Linked DNA regions of Mus musculus: region 2 is linked to region 1. A link is a loop called in an ENCODE intact Hi-C map of the cell type or tissue named here. Cell type or tissue: heart. All regions are shown on one strand.

Region 1 (2,500 bases):
CTATCTCCTCATAGCGTGTTTCAAAGTGACAGGCACGCATCGATTAAAGGAAGAAAGGAGACTCTGCAGTCAGAATTAGATGCTCCAATGCTCTCGGAATATTCAGCCACCCTTCCCTCAGATGGTCCTGATATTCTGCTATAGACAGAGACTCCTGTTAATGAGTTGGACCTCGGAAGACTTGAGTGTCTGACCTGAGAAAGTGCTTCTGGGACTTTATCATCTACAAGAAAGTCAAGATTGCACTGTGATACGGACACGAACTTGACCATAGCGAGTGGAAGTGAAGAGTGGAAATGTCACCTCTAGACTCCTCCGACTCGCCAAGTCAGGGCAGAAGGAGGTTTTATAATCCTATTTTTAGTCTTGACCTATTGCCATGTAGAAACACCAGCTTACCCTGAGAAACGTTTGGCCCTCTGACCAAATGCTCCGACACACCCTTCAGGGACTTAGGCCTCTGTAGTTCAGAGGAGCACTGGACTTGGCCCAAGGCTACAGTGTAAGACATGAGGGCAAGAGACAGTTCACTACCTACCAATCCCTCCATAAAAGAGAAAGTTCACAAAGCAGCATAAAAAGAGGAAGCAGGATTAGTCAACATGCCTAACTCTAACAGTGTGGGTGGTAAAGATGAGAGAAGTCCTTACCAGGAATCGTCTTTGTTTTTTACATTTATAAAGGACTATTCAGCTGAGCCCAGGTGTGGCGTTGCACGTGTGTAAGTGCAGCATTTGGAAAGACAAGGCCTGCCTGGGCTACATGGTGAGACCCGTCTCAAAAACAAAAGGCATCAATGAAAGAGAGAGAAGAGAAGGAAACAAAAAAAAAAGAAAAAAAAAAAGAAAAAGACCATGTGTTAGTCACTTCCCGTCCCCAACCAGGAAAGGGTTTGCTATCCTCTCAGACGTGACAATCTGCTGTCTTCTAACGTATCCCACAAATTCTAGGCCCTAAGGAACCATTTAAAATGCTCTAGCATCTCTACAATGTGTGTCATGCCAGACAAGATACACATTATTCTTTATGGTTCTCAACTATCCCAAGACTAAGACCCTGTGATACTGTTACTCATGTTGTGACACCCCCCCCCCCCAAAAACCATAAAATTATTTTCACTGCTACTTCGTGGCTGTAATTTTGCTACTGTTAGGAATCATAATATAAATATCTCACGTGTAGGATATCTGATGTGCGACCACCAGGGGTCGCTATCCACAGATTGAGACTCACAGCTTTTAAAGCTTATCCTGGTTCCATCGGAGGGACAAATTATAGTCTAAGGTAAGAGAACCAAGATTATTTCAGAGACTCCGAGGAAATCCTTTCAATAAGAGGCAAGGAATTTATCTGGAGCTTCCTAAACTCTGTTTTCAGGAAAGCAAAAGTGTGCTTGGTTCCTATCTCTCCTCAAGGAAGATGTACTAATTTGATAAACCAACCAGGGAGAGCCAATTATAGAATAATCCTTTAAAGTGTTTTTATCTTCTCAAAAAATATTTTAATTATGTGTATGTGTGAGCGCAGGTGCCCACAAAGACCAGAAGCTGTTCTTAAATCTGTTGGATCTTGAGTTATGAGGGCTTTGAGCTTCCTGGTGTGGTTGCTGGGACCCAAACTCTGGCCTCTGTAAGAGCAGTATACTTTGAACCACTGAGGCATCTCTGCAGCCCAATCAAAGCATGATCTTACATCTTTACTGCCTCACACTCTAAAACAAAGTATTTGTTTTTATTTTATGTGTATCAGTGTCTCCCTGCATGTATGGGTACCATGTATGTGCCTTGTGTGCCCAGAGGGCAGAAAAGAGCATTGATCCCTGAAACTGGAGTTGTAGATGGTTGTTAGCTATTATGTGGGTCCTGGGAATTGAGCCCAGGTCCTCTGCAAGAGTACAAGATACTCCTGACTGCTACACCATCTCTCAAATCTCACTTCCCGAGATTCTTGCTGAAGACGATATCTGTCACGTGAACCTATGCGAGTCACACTACAAACAATTATCAAAAGCAATAGATGGTATTTAAAACCCTACTGATAGTCCCCCACCATGCCCCCACCCCACAGATACGTAAAGTAAGAAGTATGACCAGTTACTACAGGCTCAAGTGTTGCTTTCTAATTAGCCTCTCAATTCTGCCAGCAACCAAGCCAGGCTTCTTTCTAGCATAGCTTCCTGTCTCTGGAGGCAGATTAGGTAAAAAATAGATCTTAGCATCCCATTATCCCTTAGCATATGTACTTTTTAGCATCCCAGTCACCTAAAGTCGCGCATCATGTTTCTAGGAAGTGTATAAGGTACCAGCGATTTTGAAAAGGGGGTGAAGAAGAAGGGTGTGCATAGAGGGAGCAGCTGGGGTGTTAATGGCACCCTATGAAACTCTGTCTACTGGCATTCAGAATCTGAACTTGCACTTGCGGGGGTGAAAATGGTAGATGATGTATGTATTCCTTTTATTGAAAGAAAACCGTGCCCAACTGAAAACTACATTTCCCAGCA
Region 2 (2,500 bases), 300 kb before region 1:
ACTCAGTGGCATGTTGGGTATCGAGGGGCATAAAAATATCCATCATGCACTGGGGGAGCCGAGGACAGCTAAAAAGCAAAGCAAAACAGGAAGCTAGGATGTGAACCTGGTCATATTTCATCGGAAAACCCTTCAACACTGCTGATGAGAGATGAGGAGAGACAAGAATGGTCTCTCTTCAATGGTGTTTGGAAAACTGCAAATCCACACGCAAAAACAAACCAACCAAACCCTTTTATGTGACACCAGACACAAGCGTCAAATGGACTATAGGGCTGAAAAGAATATTTGTGCTCGACAGTGGGTAAAACCTGCAGTGTGTAAACGACGTTAACTGCTGTGTGTGTACACACGTGTCTGTGTGTTCGTGCATGCATATGTCTGTATGCACCTGTGTCTGTATGCACATCTGTGTCTGTACGTGCATATGTGTCTGTATGTATACCTGTGTCCATGTGTGCACATGCATGTACCTTATGTTGTAAGTATGTGTGTGCATGCAAACTTTGTAACCTAATCCAATATAGGATACAAAAGCCCCACACAGGCCAAGGTTCTCTGAAAGGAGCCAAGAGTTAAGGGCAGTCAACCCTCTGCCCACTGTCATGTTTGGCAGGTTTCCTGTAGGAAGCCAGCCTCATTCCCATGGTGCCTTGCAGCAGCACCTATCAGTCAGTGAAGTTCTTCCTGCACGTGCACGAGGAGGACGTGAGCTTTAGCCCATCAACCATTGACCGTGCCAGGAACGATCCCTGGGACTTGCTAGTCAGCAAGCCTAGCTGGATTGGCAAATTGCAGGCCAACGGGAGACACTGTTTCAAAACACAAGTTGGATGGCTCACTCCTGAGGAATGCTTGAGGCAGTCTTCTAGCTTCCAAGTACATGTGTACCCGCCCACACATGTACACCTCTACACACACACACACACACACACACACACACACACACACACACACACACACAGAGCCATGCACACACATCACAGGCCCAGGGTAGAGTCCAACGACCCATACTTGAAATACTCAGAAGTGAAGGCTGCACTGGTCTGGGCAACACTTACAGTGCATGAACCCAGCGCCTTACGTCTTGGCCTCCTAGCATCTAACTGAAAAAACCGCAAGGACAGGTAGGCTCTGGCCATGCTTCCGTGTGCAAGTGCACCCTCCACCGTGACCACAGGTTCGGGTGCTTGAATCTCAGTCTCCAGCAGATGGTGCTGTTTGGGAAAGCTGTGGAACCCTTAAGGGGTAGGGTGGGTCTCAGAAGTGATAGAGGTTTCACAGTTGGGCCTCACTTTAATGTGAGCAGCTGCCTTAGGTCCCCCGCTCCTGTCACCCGTACAAGACAAGCTGTAGGCCACTCTCTGCCCTTCCCTTAGATTGCTTCCGGTCAGGAGTTTGGTCACAGTATTAACTAATACAGCGCTATAAAAGTGGCTGAAGTGAAAACTAATAGAAAAAGGCTTGGTTGGAAAGGGACCAGAGTCATCTTCTTTTAAGGACCTGCAGGTGGCAAGTGGCCAAGCCGTACTGACCATTTATTGTTGCCTCGAATTGTACGGAAGCTTTGCTGTCCGTTTCCATAAAGATATACCGAGTAAGTACCTCCTTAGAGGACTTTCCTGTGGCCTCTCAGCAAATGCTGAGGACTTATCTCCCGACTTGATTACGTCAGTGGCGCTTTATGTGTGATACATTTCTCATTCCCAATTGATTTTTTTTTGACTTGAGTTTATAAAGCGGGGCTCTGATAGTCTCTAATACCAAGGTGGTGATTTAACGTGCTGTTTATTGATTAGCTGAGATTGGAGAGCTTGTCTTTAAATAACAGTCCAGGAGCAGGGTCCCTGCCTACTTGTGAGGAAAGTGAGGTTAAGGCTGGGGGTAGTGGGGGTGGAAGGGTTGTCTACTGACCTGCACAAGGTCTGGCTTTGAACCCCACCACCAAGCAAAAGCAAAACGAAAAATCGCACACACATCTCACTCCTGAAAACCCAAGATGCATTTGTAAGAAAACGATGCCTTAGCTTTAAAGAGGGTTCAAGAGATGGCTTTTGGGGCTGGAGAGAGGCTCAGCAGAGCATTCATTGCTCATGTAGGACTGAGACCCAGCGCTCACACAGGGGTGTATAGTCTAGTTCCAGGGGACCTAAGTACCTCTTTCTGTCCTCTGAACGAATCAGGTATACATGTGACACACAGACATACATACGTGCATGCAAAGTATTCATTCACACACATTAAAAATATAAAATAATAATTAAAAAAAAGAAGTTCCTTTCATGAAACAAAAAACTCCAGCCTATTAACTAGGCTAATTTAAAAAAAAAAAAATTTTTTTTTTAGATCATGTTAGCTACCAAGACTCTTCAGACTCTCTATTGCTGCCCCTCCCCAACTTCTGCTGCTCTAGGCCAGCAATTCTCAACGGTGAACATCAAACCCTATGACCCTAACTCTAACCCCAGGCCTGACCCTAAAGCCAATCAATCCGGGAACG

The links. Peaks named below come from ENCODE experiments on the same cell type or tissue, not always from the same donor. Only the 100,000 strongest peaks of a DNase experiment are listed, where the experiment ranks them.
Region 2: a loop joins it to region 1, with 3 times the contacts of the local background. A loop is called at or near these places in 3 of 42 quality-filtered maps.

What each region holds. Positions count from the first base shown.
Region 1 is chr10:69,888,687-69,891,186 of GRCm38, reverse strand. All of the region lies in intron 16 of Ank3 (ankyrin 3, epithelial), which reads right to left. Among named protein-coding and RNA genes, the nearest start is that of Gm33416, 24 kb to the right of the region's middle. In heart, CTCF peaks have their summits at 1,001 and 1,201 (motif pointing right); no DNase peak of the experiment used is centred here; H3K27ac peaks cover 341 bases.
Region 2 is chr10:70,185,047-70,187,546 of GRCm38, reverse strand. The region is part of intron 7 of Ccdc6 (coiled-coil domain containing 6); the gene reads right to left. Among named protein-coding and RNA genes, the nearest start is that of Mrln, 18 kb to the left of the region's middle. In heart, a CTCF peak has its summit at 1,207 (motif pointing right); a DNase peak (open chromatin) is centred at 746.